Linked DNA regions of Homo sapiens: regions 1 and 2 are each linked to region 3. Evidence: chromatin contacts called from ENCODE Hi-C or POLR2A ChIA-PET data. All regions are on one chromosome and are shown on one strand. Each heading gives the region's core, a stretch centred on a gene start or an enhancer-like site at or near the end of the contact. The rest is flanking DNA. Distances are from core to core; before and after follow the strand shown.

Region 1 (3,882 bases), core at 789-3,288, 160 kb before region 3:
AGTGGGTCCATGGGTTTCTGGGGAAATATGGTCAGCTAGCAGACAACAGGAGATGACAATGCCTCAACCATGTTGGCCTTAAAGGTCCAACGATAAATGCCTCTTGATCATCTCTTTTGAGGAAACATCAAGACTCCTGACAACCTTAGTTGCCCCCCTCTGTCAAGTGCTATGTGTTAGCAGGACAAGAAAGTTCAATGAATCAGACGTATCTGAGGACCTCTACCAAAAACAGCTTTTAGGGGCATCTGTATCCCTCATCCAGACCACTTTGCTGCTTTCGATTCTCAGAACTGAGAACCAGAGACTCATGGGGCCAGATTCTTGGCATCTCATTCACCTCTCTTGCTCTAGGAATGGCTGACCAAACAACCCCAGAAGATAGGAAAAACTCTTTGTCTAGTAATATTTGATACCTTTCAGTACCAGGAAATTTCTCCTGTAAGTTTAACCCAAACCTCATATGCAGTAGTTGGAGCTTTTCTTCTTATGCAGTTCTCAGCACAGCTGAGGATTTGAACAGCTTTTGTTTCTCTGGTCTGCCCTACAATTTCTCCCTCTATGGTACTTTCTTCCTATAATTGCACCTGCTTTTTGCCCCTTGGCTTCTCTTTAAGTTCTGTCTGTCCTTCTTAATTTCAGAAGCATAGAAGAACTATCCAGGATACAGTCAACACTAAACCATTCCCTTTAAAACCAGTAATGGGTAACACTTGTTAAGTATCGAGAATGTGCCCAACACATACTAGGAACCATAAGCACATTCTCCTGTTTAATCTTCACAACAATCCTATGAGACAGGTAATACATCCATTTGGCAAATGAGAACATTAAAGTTCTGAGACACTAAATGACTTACTCAGCATCACTCAATGGTATGTCCCGGACCCTGGATTTAATTCAAGGCAGTCTACCTCAGAGCACACACTCTTAACCACTTGGTCTCCTCACCTGGCTGAATCCTAAGCGGCAAGTTACAATCTCAGACCAGATTCTCCTGCCACTCAGCAGGTCAGGGGGCACCTAGCAGTGTTCAGAGGATACCAATCCACTCTAGAAATCACTAAAACAAAATAGAAGTATGGGGTGGCCCTCCTGCTACAAAAGAGACGTGCCATATTTCAGAGCCAAACAGACAGATGCCCTGGGCACTTTTCATCAAGTCTCTCTGTCCAGATGCCTGCACTCCAGAAAGAAGTCATCCTCCTTCCTTCCATTTCCCTTTGATTTCTTGCTAGAAGCATCAGCCTAGTTGTCTTTTGTTCAAAATGTGTCTCCCTTTGACTTTATATCCTTTCCAGCAGCTTCATACTTGGGTCAGCTCCGTCCTACCCTGGATTGAGGACAAGGGGTCAATCTCCAGGTAAACTCTTGTAAGCTTTGCTTGTTTCATAGTCCTGGATGGATCTCATAAGTCCCACTCATTCTCTTGCAATAATAGTTTGATCAATGGTCACAAACTGGTTTAAGTGACTGGAATCACTCAAACTTATTCCATTGATAAAACAACTCTATGTGTACGTTCCCCTGTATGGCTTATCTTACATAAAGTGAGGAACTTAGACCAGATGGTCTCTAAGGGAACTTCTGGCTCTGATGCACTCAGGCTTACAGAATACTTCCTATAACAGATTACCTGGAATCCGATTTAGAACAAGGCCCATTCCATACCAGGGCTCTGGGGCTCTTAACACAATAGTAGTTGGCCCCATTATCTTGAAAACAAACAATGCTTAGAATCCAACAAAGGTCCCCTGATTCCTTGGGTAGTGAATCTCTTTGGCAGGATCTCAGTGTGGTTCTAGCTGCTTGGTGCCAAGTTAGAGCCTTTGCCTCTCTCCCTGGCTCGCGCTCCCTCATCCCATCCCCTTCTCCAGTCACTCATCATCCTTTGTATTAGCACATCACAGTGCAGACACTTCCTATCTGTTTCAGCCCACAGTGAGGTCCCTTGAGGACCTGCAGCCTCAGCTTCTGAGGCATAACTAATGATGGGGGCCAGCTGCCTCACCAGAGCCAGCAAATGATGGTGCCTCTGGCTGCTCAGGGAAAATAAGACATTCTTGAGCCATGGTGAGGGGTAACTCAGGTGTGGAAATAGCCAATTACCCTATTAATCAGACTGAGCAACCAGCTGTGTCATGAGTTAAAACCATGCCTCATTGTAATTGTTCCATGTCTCGCAAGTGTGGACTGGTGGGCATTTGATTTGCATATACTACCAAAGGAGGAGAGAGGCCTAGGTGAGAGGGTACGGTGGATGGTTTCACCTCATTTATACTCATCTTGAAAGAGAACTCAGAGCTGGACTCTTACTCCTATTGCCCAGATGGATTTTAAAGAGACACGGGACCTCACTGTGAAATGGTACTCCCGGTAACTAAGGTGAGATTACAAAGCAGGCAATTCCTATCTAGAGTTAACTGAACATACTAACAAGCTTTCTGTGTTCTTTCAACTACCAATAGGAACCAGACTTCCTGTTTTCTCTTCACTATGGAACTCACCTATTTTAAGATAGTCTCCCTTCATCCATTCTTGATTCCTAAGCTTCTACTTTTTCAGTAAAAGTTCCTGCTTTTCAAGAAGTTCTTTTGAAGTCCTACCCTGGTTTGAACAACTTGTTGAGAATTCAGCAACTTGAGGCATGCCTGTTAGAGGAGACCACACCACCAGGTGAGCCACCTCAAACCCCCACACTGCCTCCTGGCAGGCAGCCTTCTGGAGGTGTCACCTTGGCACCCTGGCTGGGCCAGCTGCCACCCAGCAGGAGTTAATGACGTGGTATCAGTCAAGTTAGGCAAACTGGGGTTAGCACAGGCAAGGTTACTCCCAAGGTTACCGCTGCGACTCACCACTGTACATGTCAGGGTGGTTTCTTAAGGACGAGTCATTATAAGGGTGGTCTGTAACAAACAAAAGAGGGTGAGCAAACAGGAGGCCACGGAGAAGTCACAGAGGCATAAACGGGGAGAGAAAACAAATGCAAAGCCAGAAAAACAACTGAGGAGGGCAGCAGTGGTCTTTTGCAAAGGAAAGACACGGCATATTTGGAAAGGCAATACGCTCAGTGAAGAACAAGCAACACAAAACAGCCCACAAAAGGAGAAAAAAAGGTTAAATCCTGCAAAAGAAGGCAATAATACAGTAATGGTTTTTTTAAAATTAAAGAAATTAGGTTTGAACTTTAATTAATTGGTCCTGCTATATTTTCAAACAAATGAGAGAAGGATTAGTGGTGTCCTGTAGCCATCTTTTGAACAACTCCTTCTTATCAAAATCCTCAGTTCCCAGGACTCTGGGTCAGGCTAGCTCTTGGAGCAGCTAAAGAGAAAGGAGTGTTAGTGAGCTCCGGGGAAGAGCAAAGTGCTGCCTGGGCAGAAGCTAAGCTGCAGGAGGTTGGTGGTAAATGGGAGGAGGTCATTGACCAAAAGAGTTGGGCCAAGGGGCCCTGGCCACACCCAGCAACATGTGTCACTGGAGTCTGCCCAGGTGGGCACCACTATGATCTTGGAGATGTCTCTGTTGGCAGAAAGCCCTCCTTGTGAGGATGCCGGGAGAGGTTCAGTGAGGTGGGGAGAACATCCCTGAGGTTCAGGCTTTAGAATTTAGAATTGGAGCTTGGGACAGGAGAAAGTGCAAGCTGTGAGTTCTACATTTCAGACTAGGAAAGTCCTCCTGAACGTTCTGGAGGTTCGAAGCTCTCTAGACTATGCAGGATTGAAGACATTCCTTATGGAGCAAGATCAGTGGCTTCAGTTCCAATGTTAGGTAATTCAAACTCGTGGGCATTTACTCCTTAATGAGAAAGACATTTCAGAAGAGGACACATCATCACGCCAGCGTCCTGAAGGAGCTTTTCCCTCTCTACCTCTGGTCCCT
Region 2 (3,852 bases), core at 233-2,732, 160 kb after region 3:
TTGAAGAGTTTAGTTAGGAATCAGAAACCCTGAGTTCTTGTCCTGGCTTTGATGCTGATTTGCTCTGTGGCCTTCCACAAATCCCTTCACCTGGTGTACTTTCTGAAGCCAGGGTCTGGGCTTTGGTGCATCCACCTGACTTCTGATGACTCTGGCCTGACCTCATCCCAGCGCCACGCAGCTGCCTCTCCCTCCATGTGCCAGTGGAGGCAGCTCGGCTAGTGGAAAGGCCTCTGTTCTGGTCAGGAGCCATCTCTGTCTGGGCCTGCCACCACCACTGGGTAATCTCAGTTAGCTGTAAAGTGGGGAAGGTCACCACCTTAAGGGTTGGGGGCTGTGGTCTGAACAGCTCCACATTTCAAAACCACTAGACTGTGTGGTCCTGGAGGGCAGGGATGGGTCTTATTTATTTCTGTATCCCTAGCTCATGGCCTGGTTCTCAGCACACAGCTGCAGAGTATAAATGGATGAATGAATCAAACCAACCTAACCAAAAAGTAGGTTGGGTGGGGGGGCGAGGCTAGAAGACCAACTGTGTGGTAACAAGTCCATGCAGGTGAAGCCTCCCTTGAATAAAACTCTCAGGGCCATACAAGAGGACCTCATTGTTGGTATGCAGCGGTTGCTTCTTGGATACCATCCCTCAATTCAGTGGACATACGAACTGGAGGTGCTGCGGGGGAAGCAGTGGAAAGCACATGGAAGGAATTTCCTGGCTCTGGGCCTATTTTCTTGGGGTCCCTGGATTGGATTCTCTTTCAGGCTTCTTCCAACTCTTGACATGCTGGGATTTGGCATTGAGATGTACCCAGTAGTGAGGGCAGCCTTGGGAGAGGTTACAGCTTCTTCTGCACCCTGCCCAGGCCCTCTCTCACTGTGGGAAGGTGCAGTTGGCTGCACCTCTCTGACATTTTCCTCTTCACATTTTCCCCACTGTCTGTTTCCACACATGCTGCCAACCCCAGCCCATCCTGTTCCAACCCTGTGCTCTTTCCCTATGGTTTGGCCCATCTTGTCTTCAGTGGCTGTAGCTGGGCTCACCTTCCAAGTGTCCCTGAGTAAGTGGTGGAGGTGGGATTTGAACCTAAGTCTTTCTAATCCACAGTCTGTCAGAATATAGAAATGTATGTTCAATAGAAATATAATGCAAGCTGCATTAAAAAGGCAAAAAGAAACAGGTGAAGTTAATAACATATTCACCCAATATAGCAAAAATATTTCAAAATGCAATCAATAACAAATTCATGAATGAGATGTTTCACATTCTTTTTTCATATTAAATCTTTGAAAGCTGGTGTACATTTACATGTCCAGCACATCTCCATTTGGACTGGCCACATTGCAAATACCCAGTGGCCTCATGTGGGGCTGCCACCTTGGACAGCTCTGGTCTTTGTTCTTGATACTGCTCCTTCCTGCTGAGTCATAGAGTGACTCCGCATAAAAATCAGAGCCGTCCATCTGGGCTTTGCTTCTCTTTCACTTCCTACTGCTCTCAGGGACCAGCCCTTCTCCTTTGGGCTCTTTTGGAGTTGGTGCTCTCTCCCCTTCCCTCTTACCTTCTTACCTGCCCATCCTCCACCTCCTCTCCCCTCACTCCCTCTCTCCCTTTCCTTGTTGTCAGACAAGAAACCTTTAAATAGGTGAGACAAAGGTGACAAATGTTCCTCATTTACATTCAAGTTCTATCTGCTTTTTTGGCCCTGTTGAATGGCACCTCTATCAAAATATCTCATTTGGAAATGTCAGAGTGGCTTTTGATAAGTCATCAGTCACTCTGATGGTAGTAGCTGACAGATGTGGGTAACAGTGTGGTGGTATCTAATATACTGTGGAATGCATCTTTTGCAATTGTGTGGTATTTTATTTATTCAATGTGGCATGAAATCTCTATTGAAGGAAAGAAACTATTAACCCTGCCAGACCAGTCTCTTTAAGGCCTTCTTTTCTCCTTAACTTTCTAGCCTTTTTTTTTTTTTTTTAACCTCCTTGCTTCCTTTCCTGGAATCAGAATCTTGCAATCCCAGTCACTGCAGGCCAAGTTCTTGGGCACCCCCTTGCCTATTGCAGCAAAAGTCAAGCCAGCCACACTCGTGGAGGCTCTGCCATCCCTACAAGAAGTGGGTAAAAGCTTCTGGGTTGAGACGGAACCCTGGCTTGGAATCCAGTTGCTCTTTCCCCATGGCTGGGCTCATCTTGTCTTTGGTGGCTGTAGCTGGGCTCACCTGCCAAGTGTCCTTGAGCAAGTGGTGGAGGTGGGATTTGAACCTAAGTCTTTCTAATCCACAGTCTATGTTAGAATATAGAGATATATGTCCAATAGAAATATAATGCAAGCCCTATTAAAGAGGTCAAAAGAAACAGGTGAAATTAGTAACATATTAACCCAATATATCAAAAACATTATTTCAAAATGCAATCAATAACAAATTCATGAATGAGATATTTCACATTCTTTTTTCATATTGAATCTTTGAAAGCTGGTGGACATTGACTTGTCCAGCACATCTCAGTTTGGACTGGCCCATGAATCTTGCCTGAGTCCCAGCTCCCAGGTTCTCATGAAGGGAGAAAATCTAGCCTTGGCAGCCATTGTTCCCCGGATGTAACTTCTCCCTCCTCCCTGCCAGCTCCCCCAGCTCTCCCAGAGTCTGCCACTGTAGCTGCCATCCCTGAGGGGCTGCACTGCTCCTGGGTTGTAGTAACCCAGGTGCCTACTATCCCTGTTTCCCCATAATTTCAACTCAAACAAGAGTAGTTTTTTTGAAAAGAACGTTCACTAAAAACTAAACGAAAAATAACACACACACGCACACAGCCTACCCCAAGAAAGCATGGAAATAAATCCCAAGTTTTGTCAGGTCAAGTATTTCTGATCTAAAATACAGGCAGTCAGGTCCCTAATGAGATGGGCTGGTTCAGTCCAGGCAGCCTGGTCCACGCCCCTTCTCCCATTTCACCTGTGTCTGGAGTCCCCCCTCCCCATCTTTTCTCACCATGGAGGTCTTCCTCCCCTGCCACCACTTTTTCCTCCGGTCCCCCTCCCATTTTTTGGGGGTTGAGACTTTGGCCAGGTATTGCAAGTAGCCAAGCATGGTGGGATGACAGGTCTCTAAAGGCCCTGGGTTGTTACTGAGAGAAATCACTGTGCTAACATAGTGATATGGTTTGGCTCTCTCTCCCCACCCAAATATCACCTTGAATTGTAATCCCTATAATCCCCACATGTCAAGGGTGGGACCAAGTGGTGGTAATTGAATCATGGGCGTGGTTTCCCCCATGCCCTTCTCATGATAATAAATCTCATGAGATCTGATGGTTTTTATAAGCACCTGGCATTTCCCCTGCTTGCACTCACTCCGTCCTGCCGCCCTGTGAAGAAGGTTCTTGCTTTTCCTTCTGCCATGATTGTAAGTTTCCTGAGGCCTCCCCAGCCATGCAGAACTGTGAGTCAATTAAACCTCTTTTCTTTTCAGATTACCCAGTCTTGGGTATTTCTTCATAGCAGTGTGAGAATGGACTAATACACAGCCATTCTGAAGTTTCCTTATCAGTACATGGAGATGGTAATACCTGCCTCAGAGAGTTGCCATGATGATTCCGCATGCAATCACACATATGAGAAAGTGCCTTGTCGACCTAAACCCTACTGTGAAATCATTCTTTTACCCATGTCCAGACACGATGGAGGAAAGGCTGCCCAGTGCCACCTTAGCAACTGACCCAGCCCATTCTCCACCCATTCTTTAAGGAGAGATGCCAACACACACACAAGTTTTAGCATGAGCCTTTCCCTGTTCCTGTTTCCTTGGGGTGCTGTTTGTGATTTCTGCAGAAGGCAGCATCTTATAA
Region 3 (3,677 bases), core at 829-3,328:
CAACACTGTAAACCAACTGAACCTAACAGCCATCTATGAAACACTCTATCCAACAACAGAATATATATCCTTCTCAAGTGCACATGGAACATCAGGGATAGGCCATATGCTAGGCCATAAAACAAGCCTTAATTGCACTCTTGGACATTTATGTCTAAGAAATAAAAACTTACGTTCACACCAAAACCTGTACACCAAGTGTTCATGGCAGCTTTATTTGTAATAGGTGAAAATTCAAAATAGCCCAGATGTCCTTCAACAGGTAGATGATTAAACAAACTATTTTTATCATGATTATTCTAAGTATCATTATTGTCATTATTATTATTGAAAAACACTTGAAAATCTCACCACTCAGAGAAGACTGATGCTGTCATTCTGGGAAGCATCCCACTACCATCTCACATGCATGTACACACAAATGGTTATATGTACACCTCCAGCAGTTCTCTATCCTTTTCCCTTCCTGAAATGATTCTCAAATGTAACCATATCTCCCAAAGGGGCATATCACACTTTCCTGGGGTGAGTGGTTGGGGAAGACTGTGGTTTATAAAATCTCTCCAGGTGATTCTGAATGATGACTCCATTCTTCAGAGAGGCACCCCACCTTCACCCCAGTACCTAGAGAATCCCTGGGCACTTTACACAGATGGGAGCATACTACACATAGGATTTTGTAAACTGCTTTTCACATTCTACATCATCCTACCTACTGGCTGCATAGTATTACATTTTTGGTTTTGGTGTACACAAGATTTAAAACTAATTCCATGTAGATATTATTTAGCTCTTTCTGTCAAAAAAATATCAAATGTTGTGGTGACCAACTTTGTATGGATAAAATTAGCACTTTATATATTCCTTTTAGTGGAATTTCTGGATCAGTGGGTTTGAACATTTTAAAATTTTAAAATAAAATTCATATGCTCTCTAGGAAGATTACGGATTTCTTTTTTATCAACACTCCTGCAACAAACAGTGCATCAGGTATTGTTTAGACTAGAGTATTCCCAACACCCTTTAGCCTTTATTTATTTTGAGACAGGGTCTTGCTCTGTCACCCAGGCTAGAGTGCAGTGGTATGATTACAGCTCACTGCAACCTCAACCTCCTGGGCTCAAGGGATCCTCGTGCCTCAGCCTCTTAAGAAGCTGGAACCACAGATGTGCACCACAACACCCAGCTAATTTTTTGTTTTTTATTTGTAGAGACAAGATCTCGCTATGTTGTCAGGCTGGTCTCAAACTCCTGGACTCAAGGAATCTCCCTGCCTCAGCCTCCCAAAGTGCTGGGATTACAGGTGTGAGCCACCATGCCTGGCCCTCCTTAACTTTTAAAATTAAGTTCCAAAGGTCTTTGACAAAATACCGCCCTTTGGCTTTTGATCTCAAGCAAAACGCTAACGCTACTCATTTACTTGTTAGGTTACCGGAACTGCCCAGAGCCTATTTTCTCCTTTTTCCTTCCAACTATCAAGGCCATTTGCTTCTCTTTGCTGCCGCCTTGTGCTAGAACAGGAGAAGTTCATTATAAGAGAAACAGCAATTGACAACCCCTTACTTCCAGGGCACAAAGGGGCCTGCAGTCAGATCCTGACAGTCTGCCCTATATAGATCTGGGCCACAGAGAGAGACAGAGCTCTGTGCTTCAGTGCAAAAGGAACTTGGTACAGAGCCCAGAGGAGGCCTTGAAGTGATGAGACTGGGCATCAGAGACCTGGATTCTAGATCCTAGATCTGAATCTGCCCCTAATTTGCTATTGGGCAAATTTGTTCTTTGTCCTCTGTTTCTTCTCAGTGAACTGAGGGCTAGATTATTGTTTTGTAAACTGTAGGTGGTGACCCATTAATGAACTGTGAATTCAGTTATTAAGTTGTGGCAAGTTTTTTTTTTTTTTTTAGAATCAAAAGTAATGGAAGTGTCAAAATACGCTATGCATACTAAGGGTAAGTATTGCTTCCTGAGTTCTTTCAACGCAGGGGTGTCCTGGACTGTTGCGTTGTAAAATGCACTGCTTACTGATGGGCTTGGTCAGTACCGTTTGAAGGCCACAGGCTCAGGGGAGCTCCAGGGTCCTCCCAGCTGGAGCTTTTAGTTGTTAGTTGGACTATTCACCATTCGTGGTCAGAAGGCCCCACCAAGTGGAGGAAGGTCTGGTGCTGTGCTGCTGAGGTCTTTTCTTTCCCTCCTCTTCTTACCTGCTCTACAGTGACAGGAAGCCCCAGGCTGTAATGCAGGTGACTGGTGAGAGTTTCCCAGTGAGCCCCAAAGCAAAAACAACACACAACAAACTACAGTTCTTGAGTCGGAATTCTCCCAGCAGGGGGCTGGCAGTGCAGGTGCAGGTGCCACTGACCCAGCAGAGGCACTAGGTGGCGCCACAGTGCCGGGCTCATCACTTCGCCGCGGCACTGCAGAGGGCAGTGGGAAACCACGATTCTGGGATGGACAAGGGGCAGCGGGGCTTGAGGTCCTGGGTACTCTGACCCGGCCGTCCTTGGGTTCCAAAAGTCTGGAGTGGAGGGGGAAGATTGTTTAACCTGCTCAGGGGTCTCTGATCCTGGAGCGGAGCTGGTGGACTTTGCGGTGGATCTAGCTCCCGGACAGCCGCAGATGGCAGAAGCTGCCATTAGGGGGCAGCAGAACACTGGTGTTGGGAGAGCGGGACCGGGCTTCAAGGGGAGGAACGCGGGTAACGGGGTCAAAGGCCTCAGGGGCACGGAGCCTCCAGAACAGAGCAGCCTCGCTTGCTCTCTCCGAGGGCTCCAAGAGGAGGACAGAGTCCAGCTTCCAAAACAGGAACCCTTCCAGTGGTGTCCTGGAGCTGGCTTATACCAGACCTGATGGTTAAATTTTCACAAAATTTGTTTAAAGCCATCGTTTAAGACTTACAATTCTTTGAGTTCCGTGTGTGTCCTGGATATTAACCCCTTGTCAGATGCGAAGTATATGAATGTTTTCTCCCATTCTGTAGGTCGTCACTTCACTCTGCTGATCATTTCCTTTGTTGTGCAGAAGCTTGTTAGTTTAATGGAATCCTATTTGCCTGTTTTTGCTTTTGTTGCGTGTGCTTTTTTGGTCTTATTCAAAAAATCCTTGCCCAGACCAATGTCATGAAGGGGTTCCCCAATTTTCTTCCAGTAGTTTCACAGTTTCGGGCCTTACATTGGTTTTTAATCCGTCTCTATTTGATTTTTGGACATGGTGAGAGATAGGGAGTCTGGTTTCATTTTTCTGCATATGAATATCCAGTTTTCTCAGCACCCTTTATTGGATAGATTGGCCTTTGCCCAATGTGTGTTCTTGATGCCTTTGTTGGAAATCAGTTGGCTGTAAGAGCATAGATTTATTCTTGGTCTCTCTATTCTGTTCTGTTGTTTTGTGTGTCTGTTTTTCTGCGAGTAAGTACCATGCTGTTTTGATTGCTATTGCTTTGTAGTGCATTTTACGTTTGTAGTATAGTCAGATAGTGTGATGCTTCCAGCCTTATTCCCCTTTTATTTTAAACAGGTGGGGTCTCACTCTTGCTCAGGTTGGAGCACAGTGGCACAATCATAAGTCACTGAAAAACTCCTGGGCTCAGGTGATCCTCCTACCTCAGTCTCCTGAGTAGCTGGGACTACAGGCATGTGCCACCACTCCTGGCTAATTTATTTTTTATTTTTTTTTAGAGA

The links. A loop is a pair of places that touch in the nucleus more often than their neighbours do. ChIA-PET counts read pairs that join two places held with the same protein, here RNA polymerase II (POLR2A). Pooled maps may share reads with other maps.
Region 1: a map of Caco-2 shows a loop between it and region 3 (4-fold over the local background). The contact joins two enhancer-like sites. A Hi-C loop is called at or near these places in 6 of 168 maps with a recorded cell type or tissue (Caco-2, K562, Right ventricle myocardium inferior and 2 more) and 9 of 50 pooled maps. POLR2A ChIA-PET finds 5 or more read pairs at or near these places in 2 of 52 experiments (H1 and WTC11).
Region 2: a pooled map shows a loop between it and region 3 (4-fold over the local background). The contact joins two enhancer-like sites. A Hi-C loop is called at or near these places in 2 of 37 single-sample maps with no recorded cell type and 6 of 50 pooled maps. POLR2A ChIA-PET finds 5 or more read pairs at or near these places in 4 of 52 experiments (MCF 10A, OCI-LY7, RWPE1 and 1 more).

The regions. Positions count from the first base shown.
Region 1 is chr1:204,961,132-204,965,013 of GRCh38, reverse strand. The region is part of intron 8 of NFASC (neurofascin); the gene reads right to left. Among named protein-coding and RNA genes, the nearest start is that of CNTN2, 80 kb to the left of the region's middle. Within about 2 kb of position 2,038, at least 4 of the 41 ENCODE cell types and tissues checked have a DNase peak (open chromatin) inside an H3K27ac peak, as active enhancers do.
Region 2 is chr1:204,645,286-204,649,137 of GRCh38, reverse strand. The region is part of intron 1 of LRRN2 (leucine rich repeat neuronal 2); the gene reads left to right. Among named protein-coding and RNA genes, the nearest start is that of LRRN2, 39 kb to the left of the region's middle. RefSeq lists an enhancer at 968-1,638. Within about 2 kb of position 1,482, at least 2 of the 41 ENCODE cell types and tissues checked have a DNase peak (open chromatin) inside an H3K27ac peak, as active enhancers do.
Region 3 is chr1:204,806,085-204,809,761 of GRCh38, reverse strand. No RefSeq gene overlaps it. Among named protein-coding and RNA genes, the nearest start is that of NFASC, 21 kb to the left of the region's middle. Within about 2 kb of position 2,078, at least 2 of the 41 ENCODE cell types and tissues checked have a DNase peak (open chromatin) inside an H3K27ac peak, as active enhancers do.